Linked DNA regions of Homo sapiens: region 1 is linked to region 2. Evidence: chromatin loops called from intact Hi-C (ENCODE). Cell type or tissue: left ventricle myocardium inferior. All regions are shown on one strand. Each heading gives the region's core, and the rest is flanking DNA. Links, peaks and the distances in the headings are about the cores only.

The links. Hi-C counts contacts between places; a loop is a spot of excess contacts. Peaks named below come from ENCODE experiments on the same cell type or tissue, not always from the same donor. Only the 100,000 strongest peaks of a DNase experiment are listed, where the experiment ranks them.
Region 1: a loop joins it to region 2, with 2.4 times the contacts of the local background. A loop is called at or near these places in 3 of 110 quality-filtered maps.

Annotation. Positions count from the first base shown.
Region 1 is chrY:13,421,234-13,426,618 of GRCh38, reverse strand. The region is part of intron 4 of UTY (ubiquitously transcribed tetratricopeptide repeat containing, Y-linked); the gene reads left to right. Among named protein-coding and RNA genes, the nearest start is that of MIR12120, 55 kb to the left of the region's middle. In left ventricle myocardium inferior, for the core only: a CTCF peak has its summit at 2,914; no DNase peak of the experiment used is centred there; H3K4me3 peaks cover 837 bases; H3K27ac peaks cover 1,504 bases.
Region 2 is chrY:13,371,801-13,377,185 of GRCh38, reverse strand. All of the region lies in intron 8 of UTY (ubiquitously transcribed tetratricopeptide repeat containing, Y-linked), which reads left to right. Among named protein-coding and RNA genes, the nearest start is that of MIR12120, 100 kb to the left of the region's middle. In left ventricle myocardium inferior, for the core only: no CTCF peak of the experiment used is centred there; no DNase peak of the experiment used is centred there.

The DNA of each region.
Region 1 (5,385 bases), core at 165-5,164, 50 kb before region 2:
TTGGGGCTCTATTGAATGCGATATTTCTTTTTTCCCTTCACTTCGAGTATTATTTTGCTTTGTTTTGAGTTTTGATAATTCGATATTGATGTGCCTTGTGTATTTTGTTTTTGGATCGAATTTATTTGGTTACTGCTGAGCTTCTTTACTTGGTGGTGCCATGTTTCTCTAGCATTATGAAATTATTTTCCTAAATACACATCCTAGGCCTGTCTCTTTCAGGAATGTTTATTATGTGGAGGCTTTTTTTATGTGATAATTACCCATAATTCTTGTAAGCCCTCTATTTTTGCACCTTTGTGTAATTTCACATGGTCTTTCTTGATGCTTGGTAATTCTTCCTTCATTTTTCAAAGTCTGCTTTTGAAAGTGTCTGATTTTTTTTTCTGTTCAGTTATTGCATTCTTTATTTTTAGTATTTCTGTTTGGTTTGTTTTTTTATTTATTCGTGTCAATTTTCTTATTTTTTTTTCCTGGCTTGTTGTCCAGGTTTCATTTACTTTTCTTTCTCTGTTTTCTTGTGATTATCTGAACCTCAGGAGGGTTATTCTGAATTCTCCATCTGACATCTTATAGATCTTCACTTCTTTTGGGTACATTGCTGGAGCATTGTTGGTTTCTTTTGGTTGTATCTGTTTCCTTCAGTTTCTGCAATCATTGTGACTTTATGTAGATGCTGCACCTTTGAGGAAATAGCCTCCTCTTCCAGTTTTTGCAAGTGTTCTTTGGTGGTTTAGACCTTTACTACTTAGTATTGCAAATAAACACTGGACTGTTTTCTTTTCCCATTTTGGAGAAGACTCATAGTGACCACCAGAACTAAAACATTGGACAGGAACAAACTCATTGCCCTGTAGGTAGGTGGTTCCTAGTTTGGGGAACTTACAGTGAACACAAAATATTAAATGCTGCTGCAAAACTAAATTGCTACTCTGTTATGTTCCCCTTCTGGGGAAGACTTAAATAGTTACTGGAACTTAATGCTGACCTTTTGCTCATTTCCAGACGAGGGAAAGACTGCTTTGGATATCGAGGCCCTGTGGAAAATCTCAACAGAAATTTGGACCTTACTGCATATTGTGCCCCTTGTAGTACCTTGGTGCCAACTGGTCTCTTTAATGTGTTTCTCCTTCTGTTTGTAGTTCAAAGTATTCACCAGGATTCTTTCACCAGTCAGTGTGGTCCACAATCTGTTGTCTGTCCCCAGTTCACTCCAGGTGGGTCAGGCTTTCTGGCATTCCTAGTAGTTCTTGTGGGATAGGACCAAAGTGTGTTTTCTGTGAAGATTCTGAGATGGTAGAGGATGTAGAATGTTTACATCCACTTTCCTCCTCTCACCTTCGAAACTGTGGTTCTGGGGAAGTTTTCTGAGAGTATTTATGCTTGCTTGGGAGAGAGGAGAGCACAGTCTAAAACAATGATTTTCCTTGCCAGTTGCAGAATGTGGTTTTAATTAGCATTTTATTTGTGACTAATGATATTAAACATCTTTTCATGTGCTTATTTGCCTCTTTAGTGCATTTTTTGATAATGTGTATATGTGTCTGTGTTTTGCCTAAATTCTAATGAATTGTTTTGAAACTGCTGAGTTTTGAGAGTTCTTTATTGATTCTATTTACTAGTACTTCGTGGGATATGTGGTTTGTGACTACTTTCTCCCTGTTTGTTTTTTGTCTTTTCATCCACTGAATACTGGGTTTTCTTTAAGTACATTGGAATAATATTACTTTTGATAGTCTATAATTTCATGAATTTGTTTTTCACTTTGATGTCTGGAACATAGTTTTCTTTTTGTTAGCTTTTCCTATGTTTTTAGAGACAAGGTCTTAGTACATTGCCTAGGCTGCTCTTGAACTCCTGGGCCTAGGCAGTCCTCTTGTCTCTCTCTGTTTTTTTATTTTGGAGACGGGATCTCTCTCTGTCGCCCAGGCAGGAGTGCAGTGGTGCAGTCTCCGCTAACTGCAAGCTCTGCCCCCCGGGTTCAAGCGATTCTCCTGCCTCAGCCTCCTGAGCAGCTGGTACTACAGGCATCCACCACCACATCCAGCTAATTTTTGTATTTTTAGTAGAGACAGGATTTCACTGTGTTAGCCAGGATGGTCTTGACCTCCTGACCTCTTGGTCCGCCCGCCTCCAAAGTGATGGGATTACCTACATGAGCCACCATGCCCAGCCTCTGGTGGTTTTTGTTTTGTTTTGTCTTGTTTTGTTTTGAGATGGAGTTTTGCTCTGTCACCCAGGCTGGAGTGCAGTGGCACAATCTCAGCTCACTGCAACCTCCACCTCCTGGGTTCAAGCAATTCTTGTGCCTCAGCCTCCCGAGTAGCTGGGACTATAGACGTGCCCCTCCATGCCCAGTTAATTTTTGTATATTTAGTAGATACGGGGTTTAACTGCGTTGGCCAGGCTGGTCTCAAACTCCCGACCTCGTGATCTGTCCACCTCGGCCCTCCAAAGTGATGGAGTTACAGGCATGAGCCACCACATCCAGCCATTCTCTCTCTATATTTTTAAAGCAGGCCTTCTTGTGTAAGTGGGTGAATGTGCATAGTGAAGTTTCTAGTGGAGTTTGTTGATACTCTCTTTAGGGTTAGGTGAAAGCTGGACATTGTTATCTTTTAGAGCATGAGGATGTAGTAACTGAGGTGAGTTCCCTTCTGGGCTCTTCTGATGGAAGGGAAGGTTGGGGCAATCAGAATGCCAACTATGGTCTGCCCAATTCTGCCTGGTTGATGCTAGTAGTATGTAGTGACACAACTTCCTGTTGGGCCTTGCTAACAGGTATAAAAAAAGAGGTTGCAAACTTCCAAATAACTTCAGTGCCCCTGTTCTTTTCTCCCACATAAATAAAGCTTATCTCTCCACAGGGCCCTCTTTATAATATCCTGCTGGGTGAAATGGAGTACTGCCTACTTTCACTAGATGGAGATATACAATTAACTCCAATTTCATTATTTACTGACACCATCTGGTTAGAAAAATTGGAGCACTGCCTGGTTCAAATGACAAAGGGGTAGTACGTCAGCTTTTGGTTCGGCCTTGCCTAAAATACCCTGTAGTGGAATCTTTGTGCCATAATCTGCTTCTACTTTGTAGAGAATGAAAGATTTACTCATCTCTTTGTTGATACTCCAGAAGAATCCGGAGTACCAGTTCCCTTTGCCAGCAAAGGATGGAAGATAAGCTTTTGGCTTGTTCTGCTGACACTGCTCTGCTGGGAAATTGTGGTATGCAGTCTGCTTCCTAGTGGTAATTGGGATAAGAATATCAGTTTCCTTTTTAGCCCTATTGCAGCCGTATTATGTCTGTGCGTGGTGGAGTGTAGGAGAATGCAACTGTACTTTTTTTACCCTGTGGTTTCTGGCAGTGTTGTGGATAAGTTTTCAGTTTCTATGCCATTCTTTTCCTGGTGTTTTGGCTAGGAGTAATAGGATTTTTTTAGTGGCCTGGGTTGGAGCCTTCAGCAATACCCTGTCTGTAACATATAGAAGGCAACAAGGAAAAACGGGCACTTGCCATATTGTCATTCTTTGAGTCCCAATGTCTGTATGCAGTCCTGCTTCTGGTTTTATCTTAAGAATTTTGAGATGGGTCCTGAAGAGTACTCAGTCCTCATACTGGTAATTCCCAAACACTTAGGTGAGATCTTTAATTCACTGCTCTCTATGTGCATATTTTTCCAGTCTGTTTGATGATAGTAGTTATGGATCTTGGTTTTGTAGACATTGTTCTCTCTGGTTCTTTCAATAGCTTTTTCCCTGATATTGGTAATTTTCTTAAGAAGAGTTTAAACCACTTCAGATCTCTGAAGCTGCCTTTGTAGCTCTCTACTTTTTAGAATTCTGTCTCAAGATCTCTTGATTAGTTATGTTGGTTTCCTTACACTCACAGATCTAGTTCTTCATCCAAGCAGTCTCCATGGTTTTACCTGCTTTATCTTGTGTCATTGATATTGCCATTACGGAGTTTATATCAGTTGTTTTTACTTTTCATTCAGAGATACTATCTTTCTTAATTGATATACATTATTCAACTTCTCTTTAATGATTCTTTTTTCCCCTTTCAGTTTTTTTGGGAAAACCAAGAAGTCTTTTAGTACCTGTCTTTTAGTGTCCTTCTTTATTGAACTTTGTTTTTATTATTTCTTGAAATCACTTCTAGGCAAATGAAGCTAGTTGGATTTTGATGTGTTCATTTTATTGTGTTTTCATACTGTCTTCTACTTATGCTCAGTTTCTATTTCTCATGGCGAGGGTTGAAGTTTTTTGTAAAATAAGGTATATAGTATGAGCTGTTTTTAAGAAAAATATTAAGCAAATTGTAATAAATCTCAGTGGATGTTTGAAAATACTTTAGTTATACTTGAATAAGAAGTTTGGAAGATGAATTAGGAAGAAATAGAAAATGTTCTAGGCATATAACATTTTGGCAAGCAAAAGTCTAATTTAAATGGTTGACATTTTGTGACAAATATGTTGTTATAATAATTTTCATTTGTTTATGAGCATGCATATTTCCTGTTTGTTTATATTTTATATTCCTCACACCAACATCTTTTTATGTTATGAATTAATCGATCAAGAGTTGAAATAGTGACACTTATTGAACTACTGTTGTTTCCTAGGTAGAATATAATAGCATTTCTATTAAAAAAAATTATAGTAGACACAGTTGATATGTTGCTCTTTCTCTCTTTTTAAAACTTTTAGATTTGGGGGCACATGTGAAACTTTGTTACATAGGTAAACTCATGTCACTAGGGCTTGTTCTTCAGATCATTTTATCAGCCAGGTATTAAGCCTGGTACCCAATAGTTATCTTTTCTGCTCCTCTCCCTCCTCCTACCCTCCACTCTCAAGTAGATCCCAGTGTCTCTTGCAGTATTTGATTTTCTGTTCCTGTTTTAGTTTGGTAAGGATAATAGCTTCCAGCTCCATCCATGTTCCTGCAAGAGACGTGATCTTATTCCTTTTTATGGCTGCTTAATGTTCCATGGTGTATATGTACCACATTTTCTTTATTTACTCTTTAATTGCTGGGCATTTAGGTTGATTCCATGTGTTTGTTGTTGTGCATAGTGCTGCAGTGAACATTCACATGCCATGTGTTTGCTATTGTGCATAGTGCTGCAGTGAACATTCATATGCATTTGTCTTTGTGGTACAATGATTAATACTATAAATCATCATTTATACTACTTATATAATATAGTGAGAATATACTCTGGGGGTATATACCCAATAATGGGATTGCTGAATCAAATGGTAGTTCTGCATGGGTTTAGCTCTTTGAGGAATTGTTATACTGCTTTCCACAATGGTTGAACTAATTTATTTACACTCCCACCAAGGGTGTGTAAGTATTCTCTTTTCTCAGCAACTTTGC
Region 2 (5,385 bases), core at 309-5,308:
TTCTCTTTTCATTTCTGCTGTGCTACTGAGCTGTTCAGTGAGTTTTGTTTTAGCATCTTTAAATTTTATAATTCAATTTCTTTCATTTTAAACTTGTATTTCTTTGCTGAGATCTTTGTCATTTTCGTTTGTTTCAAGGGAATTTGAAGTGATTATTGAAGCATTTTTGTGATGTAGATTCTGTCTCTACTCTTCCAGACTGTGGTTCTAAACAAAATTCCTTTGTAAGAGATTGGTGGTTCTACATTATTCTGTTTGTTTATTTAGTGTTCCTTCAGGCTCTCACTCTAATGTTGCTGGTTTCACGGGAAGAGGATGCTTTCCACAGCCATGTTGACTGGTGCCTCTTTGTGTTGGGGAAGGTAGTCTCAGCATCACGGGGATGAAAGGACACTTAGAAAAGGACTTTTGAATATGCCGTTTATTAAAAGGGATCCACTAGGTTCTTTTACTTTTTTGGGTGCTCTACTGTTTGTATTTTCAGTGATGGGAATGAGCCTGGGCATGCTGTTCTTTTAGGTGGGAGGTCCTAATACTGTTACTACATTGGTCTAGACCCAGAATGCCTAGCTAGTTTACACTTCCAATTCTGGTTTTCTAAGCTGTCTTTTGGTTGTGTCTCAAGTGACTTCCAGGGCTTGTCTAGTCAACTGATTTTGACAGTGTTCTCTGTGTATAATACAGTGATGATAGCATTGTGCTTCCAAAAAATGATAATGAGCAGTTGGACATTTATGCAGAAAAAATGTGGATCTCTACCTCACACTGTACACAAAATGGAATTCAAAATGGATCACAAGTATACAAATATATAAGAAGTTGTCTTTATTATTAGTTTTTAGATATAACACTTTGTACCATCCTTGTGAAAAAAATACTTATATTTGATAATTAGCATTAAAATCTTTTGCTCTCAGAAACACTGTTAAAAGATTGAAAAGATGAGCCATAGACTGGGAGAAAATATGTAAAAATCACATATTGAATAAAGGGCTTTGTAGAATGATACAAGAAACTTGTAAAACCCAACAGTAGTAATAATAAGAAAATATTTAAAATGGTGAAAATATATGAAGAGAAACACATTGAAGAAGATACTCAGATTGCACATAACATGAAAAGATGTTACTAGGTAAATTCATGTTAAAACAAAAAATAAGTTAGTACTATTAGCATACAACTGTTAGAAAGTCTAAATTTTTAAGAGCCTAACAATATTATGTCTGGTAAGTTACACAGTAACATAAATAAATAATCCATTGCTTTTGGTAATGCAAATTGAAACAGTCATTTTGAAAGACAGTTTCTTATAATACTAAATACAGACTTTACGTATTACTCAAGTCCTTCTGCACGTTTTCCAAACTGACTTGAAAGTCTCTTTCCTAACAAAAATCTGTGTATGAATGCTTATTCCTAACTGCTGCATAATGGAAACTACCAAGATACATTTCACTAGGTGAGTGTGTAAAACTGTGCTAATACATACTATTTAATATTACTAAATATTGCAAAGGAATGAACTATGAATTCACGTACCAACAAAATTGAATCTTAAATACACATTGTTAAGTTAAAGAAGCCATTACAAAAAGACACCATACTTTGTTAATCTATTTATTTGCCATTTTGTAAAAACTGTAAGGATAGTAATGAGATCAGGTGTTTTCAGGGAGTTTAGAGAGGAGTGATAATTAGATGAAGCCCCCAGGCTATGTTAGAATAATCAAATCATTTTGCATGCTGCTCTATTGTTGGATATATGACATTATCTTGGATACATTAGCTTACTTATTTAAGACAAGCAACTGACTTTAGAGCCTAAAGAATGAACCTTTAATGTATATAAAATTTAAAAAAATAATGTGAGGTCAGGAAATTCCAGAATGGAACATAGACTGTATCCAAATAAATTTTGTTATAAATGTATCACATCATCTCTTTGAAGAGAGTAATGGGAGAAATCTACTGATCTTTGGAAATGAAACTACGTTTAAACAAAATAAAACAATCTTATGCCTAAGAATTGTGCTGTTAGTGGGAAAGTTGTTATGGGGATAAATTTTAGAAATTCAAAAACTATAACATACTGGCATTCTACAAATAAGACAGTGAAATAAGAAATAGAAAATAACAGAAAAATAGAGGAGGAGAAAAAGAAATGAGAAGATGAAATAGGAAAATAAGAAATTCTGCAAATAAGAAAACGAATGGTATTCTTGGGAGCAGTTTATTCCCTGTTGAGGTAGGAGTCTACAAATACCCCATTGGGGGATAGTAGAATGAACTATGGGAAATGGATTATATCTGGTGATATCAGTATGAACTCATGTTTGGATTAATGTATTTTTATATAGATAGCTATATATATATCTGTATATCCTTGTTCTGTCAGCCAAGATGAACTGAAGCAGTGATGCCACACTATTAGCAAGCACACCTACTGCCCGGATCTTTGTTACTAATACTATTCTCTAGTAAAAGGAACTAGTGCTCCTTGGAGAAGTGGCTGATTCTAGGACTGGTGCATAAGATGAGTCTTAAGTATTACTAACTCAAGAATTGCTTGGGGATATGGAGTGGGGGCACCATGTCATTTGGATGAAGATGTTTTTTAAATGTTTATGGTTATTCTTTATTTTAATATTTTCAGTGGATATATTTTTGTGGCTTAAAATAAATATAAAAAGCTAAAACAAAAGTTTTACTGTTTTCTGTCATAGTTCCCAAACCGCTTTGCTAATGAGAACACTTTTATATACTAATTTCTCTAAAAATTTTCAGAATTTAGGGTATTGAGGATATAAGAATGTATTTTGTTTTGTTTTGTTTTAAAGACTAAGTGAAATAAGCTGGGCTGGGCACGGTGGCTCACACCTGTAATCCCAGCACTTTGGGAGGCCGAGGCGGGCGGATCATGAGGTTAAGAGATCAAGACCATCCTGGCCAACATGGTGAAACCCCATCTCTACTAAAAATACAAAAATTAGCTGGTGGTAATGGCATGTGCCCTGTAATCCCAGCTACTCAGGAGGCTGAGGCAGGAGACTGTCTTGAACCCTGGAGGTGGAGGTTGCAATGAGCTCTCAAAAAATAAAAATAAAAAGCCAGGCAGAAAAGGACAAATGCTGTGATCTACCTATATGAAATATACAGAATAGACAAATTTAAAGATCTAAAGTAAAGGTTACCAGGGGCTGCAGTCAGAAGAGAATGGGGAGTTAGTAAAGTGACAGATTTTGTATTTCAAGTGGTGAAAAGGCTTTGAAAATAGTGATGATGGTTACACAACACTGTGAATGTACTTAAATGGTACACTTAAAAATAATAAAATGTGCTTTCAGAGGCTGAAGCAAGAGGATTGCTTGAGGCCAGGAGTTCGAGACCAGCCTGGGCTCAAATCTATGTATAGGTTTATGTATAAACCTTTTCATAAAGCAGCATGCTATACTGACTGTATTTCTTGTTTTTTGTTTTTTGGTTTGTTTTATAACTAGTGAAATAAACATCCCTTGACATTTACTATTTTTTTCTTCTTTTACCTTTAAGACTATAGGCACGTGCCACCATGCCCATCTGGTTTTTAAAACATTTTTGTAAAGATGGGGTCTTGTTATGTGGCACACGCAGGCCTCAAACTCCTGGCCTAAGGAAATCCTCTTGCCTCAACCTCCTAAGGCATATTTTATGTGCTTTTAAGTGTGCCATTTTAGTAGCATTAAGTACATTCACAGTATTGTGTAACTATTGCCACTGTTTGTTTCCATAACTTTTTTTATCATTCGTAATACAAAATCTGTACTTAATAAGTCTTCATTTTCTTCTGACTTCAGCTCGTGATATCCTTTGCTTTATGTCTTTGAATTTGTCTGTGTTGGGATACATCACACAAATGGATCATACAGTATTTATCTTTTTGTGTCTTGCTTATTTTACTTAGCTTTGAATCTTCAGGGTTCATTCACATTCTCACTTCATTATTTTTTGTGCCTGAACAATATTTTGTTATACTCATTCACATTTATATTTTTGCTTAGCAGTTCATCTGTAAATGAACGGCTGAATTATTTCCATATTTTGGCAATTGTGAATAATACTGCTATACACAGCGGTGTACAAGTATTTATGTGAGTCTTTGTTTTCATTTGGGTATGTATCTAGTGGAATTGCTGAGAAATATAATTTTGTTTAGTATTTTAAGGAACCACCAAGCTGTTTTGCACAGTATTTGTACCATTCTTAATGGCAATACACAAGGGTTCAAATTTCTCCACGGCCTTCATCCTGGTGATTGTGAAGTGATATTTCATTATTGTTTGATTTAGAGTACCCTTAAACTAATGGTTTTGAGCATCCTTTCATGTGCTTATTGGCCACATGTATAGCTTCTTGGAGAAATGTCTATTCAAATCCTTTGCCCTTTTTTGAATTGGTTGTGAGGGGTTTGGTTGTCAAATTGTAGGAGTTCTAAATATATTCTGAATATTAATCCCATTGCCAAATACATGATTTGCATATATTTTGTCCCACTTTGCTGTTTTCACTATTTTGATAGTGTCCTTTGATGTACAGAAGTTTTAATTTTGGAGAAGTCGAGTTTTTCTTTTTGTTACCTATGTTTTTAGTGTCAGGTTTAAGACATCACTGTGAAATCCAAGATGTGAAGACATCATGCAATTTTTTTTAAGAGTTTTACTATTCAAGCCTTACATTTAGGGCTTTGATTCATTTTCAGTTAATTTTTTATATGTAGTATAAAATAAGGACCAATTTTCATTATTTTCAATGTGGATATTGAATTTTTCAAGCACCATTTGTTTAGAACACTATTTTCCATTGACATGTTTTGGCACCTCTGGTGAAAATCAGTTTGCCATCTGTGTGGGCATTTTATTTCTGGGCTCTCTTTTATTGTTATACCAATACCGTATTGTTTCATTTACTATCATGTTTTAGTCTGTATGAACTTTGAATGTGCAAATTCTTCACTTCATTTTTTCAACAGTTATTTGGCTGTTTTTGGCCCTTTGCAATGTGAATTTTAGGATGAGTTTTTCATTTTCTGCAAATCAGTATGCAGTTTTCATAGGGATTGTTTTACATCCGTAAACTGCTTTGGAAAGTGCTGTCATTGCAAAAGTATCAGGAATTTCAGTTCATGAACACAGAATGTCTGTCATTCATTTGTGTCTTTAATTTCTTTTAGCATTTTTTGTAGTTTTCAGTGTACAGATATTTCACTTTTGGTACACTTGTTCCTTCAAAATTTTTTTCTTTTTAATCCTGTTAATAGAATTGTTTTCTTAATTTTCTTTTCAAATTGTTAATTGCTATGGTTAGTGTACAGTAATCCTTCTCATCCCCATACCCCTACAACTTCTCCAT